Linked DNA regions of Homo sapiens: region 2 is linked to region 1. Evidence: chromatin loops called from intact Hi-C (ENCODE). Cell type or tissue: ascending aorta. All regions are shown on one strand. Links, peaks and the distances in the headings refer to the core of each region. The heading gives the core; the rest is flanking DNA.

Region 1 (5,373 bases), core at 1-5,000:
CCAAGACCGAGGGCAGGCTGAAAGGTGGAGGCGTCCCTGCATGAAATCCCTGCTTGTCAAAAGTCTACAGGGCAAAGAAGACAATGGTGAAGGTCAGGTTGGGCTGTAACCTCTCAAAAACCTATACACCCAACCCACCTTTGTCCCTCACCTGTGTCTTATTGTAGACAGAACCAGTCATATCAGGTAGACCAGTGGTGCTTGAAGACACTGATACTCCTAGGAGGAAAAGCAGTTGTTCCCCACAGCAGTTGTTCCCAGCTCCAGGCTCCCCACCTCCAGGATCACTCAGGGGTTGCCCTGCCTGAGAGGGGATCAGGCAGGAGCCCACCACTCCAGGCCTTATCCTGGAAAGGAGAGGTAAACACTACCTTTGCCAGGCCCAGAACCTGCAGACTTGTTTGGTGCCTGCGATGATCCAGCATAGCCACCTTTGGAGTAGTCTCCTGCTGCTGTCCCCTGGGTCAGGTCGTCATAACCTAGCGTGGCAGGGTACAAGAGGCAAGTGTGAGCCAGGCAAGCCTGTCTAACCCCATGTGTCTCTGTCTGGGAAGTACCCCTCACCTGTACTGTAGCCGTGCTGGCCATAACCACTGGCCTGCTGGAAGGGAGGTGTGGGAGTGCTGAGGTTCACCCCATGTTGCTTGGCTGAGGCTGGAGGGACCTGGGGGGGCAAGCAGATGAGGTATTAGTGTAGGAAGAGGCAAGCTGAGGCTGGTCAGGTACCCCTGCCAGAGCCTAAGGCAGCAGGTGACATACCCACAACCACAGGGGACCTGTGTTTTCATTAGTGCAACACATGCTGGATCTAAACACAGCAGGGGAAAAGTGACCTTGTCCCCAGCCTGAACAGTTTCTGAAGACCAGGTAAGACGGAGTGGAATCACAACCCTCCCTCCCTGCTGGAAGATAGGTCCCAGGTTTCCACCTGCCAGCAACCCAAGGCCAGGAGACACAGTCACACCCTCTGAAATACTCACAAACATGGTGGGGCCATACTGGAAGGCACTGGGCATGCCTGTGTAGTAGGGAAGACCAGTGTAGCTATAGCCAGGTGGCAGTGCAGGATTCACGAAGGGCTGCTGGGCTGTGTGGTGGGTCTGTGATTGGCTCTGCTGTGGCTGAGCTGGTGTGGTAGCGGGTGCAGGGGATGCAGAGTCCCCACGGCCAAACTTTGTGACATCACCTAGGAAAGAGCACTGACTCCAGCCACTGCCCTTCCTCCAACCAGAGAAAGGCCACACTGGCTTCTGCAAACAGGAACAGGTCTGGCTGCCAGCTCAGCACAGGCTACTAAGAGGCCTCTCTCAGCTTGCTGTTGCTGCTTCCCAGCTCCTGGAGTTCGCGCTAGGCCGGCCCCGGGCTACTCCTCATCCATTGAGCAAACTCACCTGGATATGGATTATTAGCTAGGCTCCCATCTCGGCTGGCAAGCGCTGTGGGTGCAGCAAAGGGAATTCCATAGTAGTCCTAGGAGAGACCAGGGAGGCTTGATCAGCGACTGGCCCTGCTTGACTCCCAGGAGAGCAGAACCAGCACATGGAAGTGGTGACGCCACACTCCTGAAACAGACTCCATGCCTGAGAGCCAGCAGTCCCAGGGAACGCCAAGTAAATGGTGCCCCTCGGAAGAGTGTGCAACTAGGCGGCCTGCCTAACACATAAGCACACAGACCGGCCAACCCTGCAGCTTCACCAGGCAGAGCTGCTGGAGACCAAGCCTCACACATCCATTTGACACCACAGGCAGGTGCTTGTGTGAATGCCTCGGGCTGAACCAACTTCGCTGGCTTTTCTGTGTGAGAGACTAGAGCAGCTAGGAAAGCTGACTAAACAGAGCAGACCTGAAAAAGGAGGCAACAGAAGTGCAGGGGCCTGAAAGGTTTAAGGGGGGACAGGGGGCAGTGCCAGGTAGGCACGGGAATAAGCAGGACCCCAGGTGAAGCCCAGAACTGGCCTGTCACCACCTACACTGCTCTCAAAACACTGACATGGCCTAGGACAAGCTTGTCCAACCCACGGCCCATGACAGCTTTGAATGTGGCCCAACACAAATTCGTCTTTCTTAAAACATGAAATTTGTTTGCAATTTTTTTAAGCTCATCAGCTATCTTTAATGTTAGTGTATTTTATGTGTGGCCCAAGACAATTATTCTTTCAATGTGGCCCAAGGAAGCCAAAACATTGGACACCCCTGGCCCAGGACTTGGGGGAAGTATGGCAGATACAACAAAGTGTGGAGACAGAGACGGCAAAGCACAGTGGAGCTTCGTGGAGGAGGGGAGGTCTGACCTGACCCTCACTCACCATCCAGGGCCTCGCACTCCTGGACACACCTGGCCCCTGAGGAAAGGCAAAGCCCTTGGGCTGTGCCCGATCCCAGAAAGGAGCCATCCTGGCTGGGAATGGCACTCACACCCTCCAGGAAACCTCCCGGAAACCCATAGCAGCCTAGAACCCCCGGAAGAGGCAGAGCTGGGAACACACAGAGCTGCACAACTGAGGACGGGAGCAGAGAAAGCCCAGAAGGGGGAGCACTTTCACAGAACACGAGAATTCTCCAGGCAGGAACTAGGCTCACAAGCAGCAGAGGTGAACAAACAACCCGAGGGATAGAAAGAGCAACATATCTCAAAAGGTGGGCTCCAGAGGGTGTTTTCTCTAAGGCACAAAGTGATAAAAGCCAAAAGAGTGCTGTGAATAAGTGTGGAGACCACGGAGAGCCCCTGAAGCAGAATGAATCCCGGGGCTCAGCACCACCTCCTGCAGTTTGGGCCTTTGGCCGGCAGATTAAAGGGCTGCTGGTTTGCACAGTGGGGAGAAGCCGCTCCGCTCCCAGGCTAGGCCTCTGCTTCTGGAAATACGGCCAGCCAGTGGAAAGGGCTACTCTTCTGAAACAAGAGCAGCTCCGTCAGCTCTTTGTGGTGCAGCAGAGAAGGGAGCAACACCCACGGGGAAGAAGGCATCACTGCACAAGGGAGAAAGCCTCTTCCTCCAGCAACAGGAAAGACTGTATCCAGCAGAGGTGGTGTCCAAACTGCCTGCAACTCTCTGACAAGTGCCCTGGGAAATGGCAGAGCAAGAAGACAGTGGCTCCCAGGAGGAAGTCCTGCCCATGGGCAGGGCAAGGAGCGGGCCTATTCCCCTCTGTCCCCACAGTTCTGTTCATGTGGCTATCCCAGGAAAGGCCCACACTGCATTCTGGCACCAACGGTCAGAAGAAAGAGGCAACCCTGGTCTCAGAGTAAGGCTGCAACCACCAGGGACGTCCCAGGGCAGGCATTCTCACAAATCTAGATGGGAGGCCAGACCCAGAAGAGACCTTAAAGACCATCAGCTCAAGCCACTCACTCAGCTGATTGCAGAAGAGCAGTCACTGGCCATCTCAGACCAAAGACACTATATGGTACTCTGAGGAAGAGGAAGACAGTATAAAACTCCAGGGCCACGTAAGCAACCTCCATGTCTTGTGTCATATGGTTTTTCTTTTTAAAAAAGAGAGAGAAAACAAGATGGAGGAGGGAAGATAAGGACCAACATTTAACAGGGGACATGGCCTACCAGGGCCCCAGGTCCCAAAGGCCTTCATGTTTCCCAGGGATGAGCACTGGATACTCTGTGCTAAAGCTATGGTCACGCCTGGCACAACCGCCAGATGAAAACAGCTTTCTCAGTAGTGGTGCTGAGAGGTTCCTCAGGCAGAGGATCCTAAGGGCCAGAGAGTGTGGCAGCCAAGACCATAAGAGGGGGGACATGTAAAAGATTCTGAACCCTCTGCTCCGACCAGTCCATACCCCACTCACCACTGGCAGCCGTGACTGCAGCATCTGGAGCTCGTCATAGCCATAGATCTGTGTGAGAACCAGAAAGTGTATTTTAGGAACCACATACCACACCCTGGGAAGCCCAGGTCCATCTAGGAGTCAAAACAAGGTTGGGGGGCTCTAACACACCCGGGAATGGGATCTGGATTAGCTGTTACGGGAACAGATCCTGCCTTCACGGAGTCTAGATGGAAGAAGACCACCAGGGCTCAGTGGGGCAGAGACGGGGGTGCTCAGGGATGGAAGGGCAGCTCAAGGTGGGCAACCTGGGCCCAACGCCAGGTTCCTGCCAGGTGCCAGCCCCCGAGGCCAGGGGAGCTGGGCAGGCCAGGAGTTCCGCCATACACTCACCGGGTAGGCAGGAAGCAGTCCTCCGGGACCTACGAGGTACTGGTTGTGCAGCAGGGGAGGCACCCCCTGAGGTAAGTTTGGGGGTGCTTTGCCTGTATAGAGGGAAAAATCAAATGGAGTGAAATGGTCACCACAAAGAGTGAGAGTCCTCAGCTGCTTCAGGAGGAGGCACAGTCACTGAGCTACCCCAGATGGGTTCAAAGAAGGGCAGTGGCCGAATGAGGCAGAGGGTCATTCTACAAAGCAGTGAAGGGGAGACAGAAAGCCCGGCCACCACACTGAGGTTGTTTCAACGTCAGAGAGTTCCGGGCCCAGACAAAAGCAGCCCCTTTCCCCCAGTCCCTAAGGTCCCACTGCACTGAGCAAAGAGAAATATAAAAAGAATCTGCCTCCTCCAAAGAGGGCAAGGAAGCCATGCAGTGCCAGGAGAGGGACAGGCTGAGTTCGAAGTCGGTTTTAGCAGCGACCATCAAATCATAGTCTGCTGGGCCTACAGACAGCCTAGGTCTGCAGTCGTGGAGCCCACCATAAGTCATCCCTGGCCCCTCCAAGTCACAATGTCAACTCGGCTCCAGGAAAGAACAAAGAGGAAAGACTGAAAAGCTAGAAGCACGCAGAGGCCAGGAATCCTGCAAGGAAGAATTCATCCCCATCAGGGGTGGGGAGATTGGGCCTCAAGGTCAGTGGAACACGCAGCGCACTCGGCGGGCCTGAGACTCTCCTGACACCTGCACTGCCTTCCTGGGACGCCAAGCAGGCACCTTTGAGGGGCTCAGGGGTGGGCAGGAAAGGCCTCTGGAGCAAATACCTGAGGTCACCAAGGGCGCGGCCCTGCTACTGCTGCTGGATGCACTCGCGGGGGTCCCACCCAGACAGAGGCTGTTCGCGGTGTTCATGCTACTGGACAGGCTGGCGCCTGAGGATGCGGAACTTGAGACGGAGGTCGCTGCCGTGGAGAAGGTGGCTGAGGACTGGTGGGAAGAGGCGCTCTCCACACTGGCATGCTGGCAAAAGAAAAGCCAGGACACATGGATCTGGAGGCAGAGGAGGAGGGTGCTGGGGAGAGCCTGGCCTGGCGCTTGGGCCCAAGTCTCAAGGCTGAGCAGGCAGGCAATGATGTAACCACCCAGGCTCCCTTAAGGTGAGAGGCTCTGTGCTCAGTGCTCACTGCGGCCCCTCACATAGCAGCTGGTTCCAGC
Region 2 (5,373 bases), core at 104-5,103, 57 kb before region 1:
GCTTCACCATGTTGGCCAGGCTAGTCTCGAACTCCTGACCTCAGGTGATCCACCCACCTCAGCCTCCCAAAGTGCTGAGATTACAGGCGTGAGTCACTGGTGCCCGGCTCACATTTAGTTTTCTAATGTGCTTATCAGTAATTCATCCCTGAACTCTGACAGAGTATAAAATCTCTTTAAATACACATGGTTATCATACTTAACTGAAATGTAATTAACTTTTTTTTTTTTTTGAGACAGAGTCTTGCTCCCTCACCCAGGCTGGAGTGCAGTGGCATGATCTCAGCTCACTGCAACCTCCACCTCCCAGGTTCAAGCAGTTCTCCTGTCTCAGCCTCCCGAGTAGCTGGGACTACAGGTGCCTGCCACCACGCCTGGCTAATTTTTGTATTTTTAGTAGAGACGGAGTTTCACCTTGTTGGTCAGGCTGATCTCGAACTCCTGACTTCAGGCGATCCACCCGCCTAGGCTTCCCAAAGTACTGGGATTACAGGCGTGAGTCACCGCACCCAGCCAACATTTTTAATTTGATCAAAACATGTGAAGGTAGAAAGTTGTATGTGTCATAAATATAGCAGTTGGTGGATTTTCACACACTGGGGCATCTGTATATCTAGTCTTCAGATCATGAAAAAAGAAAATTGCCAGTACTACAAGAAGCCCTTTCTTGTGTTCTCTTACAGAACCATCTTCCCATCTCCCAGGATAATCCCTATCCTAATTTCTAACAGTATGAATTAATTTTGCTTATTCTTGAATTTCATAATAGAGTCATACTCTTTATTCATAGGAGTTCTTTATATACTGTGCATATTAAATCATTTGTTGGATTGTGTATGTGAATCCACATACATGTATTGTGAATAACTTCTTCCACTCTGTGGCTTGCTTGTTCCCTGTTTTAATGATTTTTTCGATGAAACAGAAGTTCTTGGTTTTAATAAAATCAGAATTATCAATGTTTTCTTTTATGGATATTACTTTTTGTGTCCTATTTTAAAACTTTTGTCCCCTCCAATGTCCTAAATATTCCTGGTTTTTTTGGTGGTAAAGTATATATAACATAAAATTCACCATTTCAGTCTCAATCTGCTGACCTTGTGATCTGCCCGCCTCGGCCTCCAAAAGTGCTGGGATTACAAGCGTGAACCACCGTGCCCGGCCATAATTTTTTTTATTTTTTGAATCTCTTTTGTGTCAGGCTTCTTTGTCATATATGTTGATGTGATTTACCCACATTATGTGTAGTTGTAGATCATTTGTTCTCATGCTAGGTAGTAATCTATAAATGACTCTTCCACTTCATCCATTCTCCTATTGAGGGTCATTTGGGTAGTTTCAGATTTTGTCTGTATGTATATTCCTATTTATGAACATTTCAGTTTTTGTATTTTGGTGAAAATATTTATTAAGGAGTGGACTTTTTGAACCTTAGGCTACATATATGTACAGGTGTAGTAAGATTGCCAGTTTTCTAAGCTGGTTGTACCTGTTCTGCATTCCTATAAGCGCTATATGAGAGTTATGGTAGTTTTGCATCTTTGCTAGTCTTTTTCATTTTAGGTATTTTGCTTTTAATTTGCATTTCCTTGATGACTAATGATGTTGAACACCATATTAACTGAATTTATTTACTGGCATTTAGATATCCTCTTTTGTGAAATGCCTGTTCAAGTCTTTTGCTCACTGCAAGCTCTGCTTCCTGGGTACACGCCATTCTCCTTCCTCAGCCTCCTGAATCCAAAATTAGCTGGGCATGGTGGTATGCGCCTGTACTCCCAGCTACTTGGGAGGCTGAGGCAGGAGAATTGCTTGAACCTGGGAGGTAGAGGCTACAGTGAGCTGAGATCGTGCCACGATACTCCAGCCTGGGTAACAGAGCAAGACAGGGCCTGCCAAGTGCCAGCCACCTCAGTGGAGGGTCAGTCAGGATGGTGGCCCCTGTCCTCTCAGCACCCTGTTCTTGTTCGGTGTCCAGGAAGAATCAGCTCACACGAACTGTTTGAAAGGTGATGAATGCAGAAGACTTTATTGAGCAGTGGGTGGCTCTCAGCGGAAAGGGAGGCTGGAAAGGGGATGGGAAGGTGATCTTTCCCTGAAGCTGGGCTGTCTCTGGCAGGCCCCTCTCCGAAGCCGCACTGTCTGAAGATAGCCGAATTTTTCCTATGCTCAGCTGCTTGTATCCTTGACACTCAGCCGCTTGTGTTGCTCTGCCAGCTGAAGTCTTTTTATGGGCACAGGATAGGGGCGGGGCAGGCCAAAAAGGCAACATTTGGGCTGAAAAATAGGGTCAGCTGTTTTCACTTAGGACAAACTTAAGGGTGGGGCTTAGCCAGGATCCCAGCCTTTCTGTCAGTTTGACCTTAAAACCTGCAGCACATTATATAGCCTTACTAGGGGGGATGTGTGTGTGTACACACACTTTTTTTTCCCACATACTATTATTGAACATTTTAAAGATTTGTAGTTGGCAGACTTTTGACACTTTGAGCAAGTTAATAAGAAAGCATGTTTTAACCACCCTTTTCTTGGGGTTGCGCTGCTGTCCAAGGATTGCATAACAAGGGCAGCACTGCTAATGCCTACACAACACTCCCGCCTCAGCTAGAGCTTTGCTTTACCTTGGTGCAATTTTTGGAAAAATGAAAACCTGCTCTACCCTCCCCCCAAAAAATATGTCTTGATTGCTTTTGCTGATGTTATGTTGGAAACATATCCTATGGCAGATGTGATCTGATGACGTAGCAGAAAAACTCAGCAGTGGGAATATCCTCATTTCACACTAAATCCAGGCACAAATCCAAATACAACAGTAACCACTACATTTGCCATCAGCTGAGCTATTACCAAGTACAATTGTATTTAGGACTAGGAAACTTTTTCACCTACTTAATAGTATGTTAATAAATAGGTAGCAGGAATAATTGGGATATATTTCATTATTCATATGTAATTGTTTTTTGGCCAGGCATGGTGGCTCACGCCTATAATCTCAGCACTTTGGGAGACTGGGGTGGGTGGATTGCTTGAGCTTGGGAGCTCAAGACCAGCCTGGGCAATATGGCAGAATCCTGTCTCTACTAAAAATGAAAAAAACTAGTTGGGTGTGGTGGTGCAGGCCTCTAGTCCTAGCTGCTTGGGAGGCTGAGGTAGGAGGATTGCTTGAGCCCGGGAGGTCGAGGCTGCAGTGAGCCCAGATTGTGCCACTGTACTCCCGCCAGGGCAAGAGACCCTGTCTCAAAACAAACAAAAACATGTAATTTTTTTTGTCATTGCTGAAATTCCATCTGAAAATAATTAGTAGGATAACAAAACTTATTTAATACTGCACATTGGGGGTTACCTAAATTTTGCTCCAAGTCAGTTTATACTTGGTTTTACATAGTTACATATACAATGTTTTATTTATTTATTTATTTATTTATTTATTTATTTATTTTGAGACAGAGTTTCGCTCTTGTTGCCCAGGCTGGAGTGTAATGGTGCAGTCTCAGCTCACTGCAATCTCTGAGGCCTCCCGGGTTCAAGTGATTCTCCTGTTTCAGCCTCCCTAGTAGCTGGAATTACAGGTGCCCACCACCACACCCGGCTAATTTTGTATATTTAGTAGAGACGGGGTTTTCACCATGTTGGCCAGGCTCGTCTGGAACTCCTGACCTCAGGTGATCTGCCCACCTCAGCCTCCCAAAGTGCTGGGATTACAGGTGTGAGCCACCGTGCCTGGCCGGGACATAATGTTTTTTAATGACTTTTTGCTTATGCATTTTAGGGTACATCTTTGCCTAGATATTTTTTATTTTTAAATTATTTTTTGTTTTGTTTTTGTTTTTTTATTTTTTTGAGATGGAGTTTCGCTCTTGTTGCCCAGGCTGGAGTGCAATGGCGCGATCTCGGCTCACCGAAACATCCGCCTCCTGGGTTCAAGCGATTCTCCTGCCTCAGTCTCCTGAGTAGCTGGGATTACAGGAATGTGCTACCACACCCAGCTAATTTTTGTATTTTTAGTAGAGACTAGGTTTCACTATATTGGTCAGTCTGGTCTTGAAGTCCTGACCTCGTGATCCACCCGCCTTGGCCTTCCAAAGTGCTGAGATTACAGGCATGAGCCACTGTGCCCAGCCTTATTTTTATTTTTTTGAGATCGAATCTCGCTTTGTCACCTAGGCTGGAGTGCAGTGGCACACTCTCGGCTCATTGCCACCTCTGCCTCCTGGGTTCAAGCGATTCTCCTGCCTCAGACTCCTCAGTAGCTGGAATTACAGGCTCATGCCACCATTCCCAGCTAATTTTTGTATTTTTAGTAGAGATGGGGTTTCACCAAGTTGGCCAGGCTGGTCTCGAACTCCTGACCTCAGGTGATCTGCCCACCTCGGCCTCCCAAAATGGTGAGATTACAGGCGTGAGTTACCATGCCCGGCTTTTATTTTTATAATGTACTATGTTTGGGGAGAATAGGAAACCAAGGAAAGTTATGATGAGGGTACATTAAATTAAAAAGAGGATCTTGGGAGGAGCCAAGAAGTATGAGAACGAGTGAGTAGAAAAGTTAGAGCATTAGGAGACAGTGAAATTGGAGAACCCCAGGAAATAAAGTGGTTCAAGAAGACAAAATGATAAATGGGAAAATGCTTTTTGGTAGTCATAGATGACTGGAAAATTATCTACTCCTCAATAAATAGGTCATATGCATTTATGTCTATATTTTCTTAACTGTTAATTTCACAACTGAGTGAAGTGATACAGTTAGCTCAATGGCTGACATATAGTAAGCACTTAATGAGTATTATTTATCACTACTTGGATCTGTCATTGTTCACTTATTTCCTCAATATAGAAAACTGAGAGTTGTCCTTGAATTTTTCTTTCTCCTCAATCCCAATATTAAATCAATTACAGAGTCTCATTGACTATACTTCCTGTGTGTCTCAAAAATACGTTTTGTGTTTATTCCAACTGCCTCTGTCTTTGCTCACATGTGTAAGCCTTTCTGCATTATTTTTCCCTTTGCCTGTAAGGTCCCTTTCACCTTGGCCTCAATACTTGGCTCAAGTAGTACCCCTTTGTAAATTTTACCTGAATGTCTCAGCCAGAATTAGGCATTTATTTCACTGTGCTCTTTAAGCAACTAGTAGAGATTTCATTTGAGGCACTTAATTTGTAATCATTTATTTGCATGCCTGTCTTTTAATTAAAACATAGCCATTCAGGCATAGTGTTCTAAATATGTTTATTTCCTACCTCCCATATTGGTACATGGTAACATGTTTGGTTTTCAGTTAACAATATGTTGAGAAATTGAATAAGTGAAAATATTTACATAAATAGTGTTTGTATAACTAAAAATAGGTGTCTGATGAGTTCGGTGATTTCATT

The links. Peaks named below come from ENCODE experiments on the same cell type or tissue, not always from the same donor. Only the 100,000 strongest peaks of a DNase experiment are listed, where the experiment ranks them.
Region 2: a loop joins it to region 1, with 2.8 times the contacts of the local background. A loop is called at or near these places in 7 of 110 quality-filtered maps.

Annotation. Positions count from the first base shown.
Region 1 is chr9:33,922,815-33,928,187 of GRCh38, forward strand. It overlaps UBAP2 (ubiquitin associated protein 2), which reads right to left. Exons shown (of 29, transcript NM_001370062.2): 20 at 4,983-5,178; 21 at 4,175-4,266; 22 at 3,803-3,850; 23 at 1,392-1,470; 24 at 981-1,186; 25 at 565-664; 26 at 372-479; 27 at 152-219; 28 at 1-64. Among named protein-coding and RNA genes, the nearest start is that of SNORD121B, 8.9 kb to the right of the region's middle. RefSeq lists enhancers at 2,302-2,541, 4,619-5,373. In ascending aorta, for the core only: a CTCF peak has its summit at 2,519 (motif pointing right); DNase peaks (open chromatin) are centred at 1,560 and 2,482; H3K27ac peaks cover 2,420 bases.
Region 2 is chr9:33,866,024-33,871,396 of GRCh38, forward strand. All of the region lies in intron 1 of UBE2R2 (ubiquitin conjugating enzyme E2 R2), which reads left to right. It also overlaps the pseudogene RNU4ATAC11P. Among named protein-coding and RNA genes, the nearest start is that of UBE2R2-AS1, 50 kb to the left of the region's middle. In ascending aorta, for the core only: no CTCF peak of the experiment used is centred there; DNase peaks (open chromatin) are centred at 2,247 and 2,573; H3K4me3 peaks cover 1,420 bases; H3K27ac peaks cover 1,657 bases.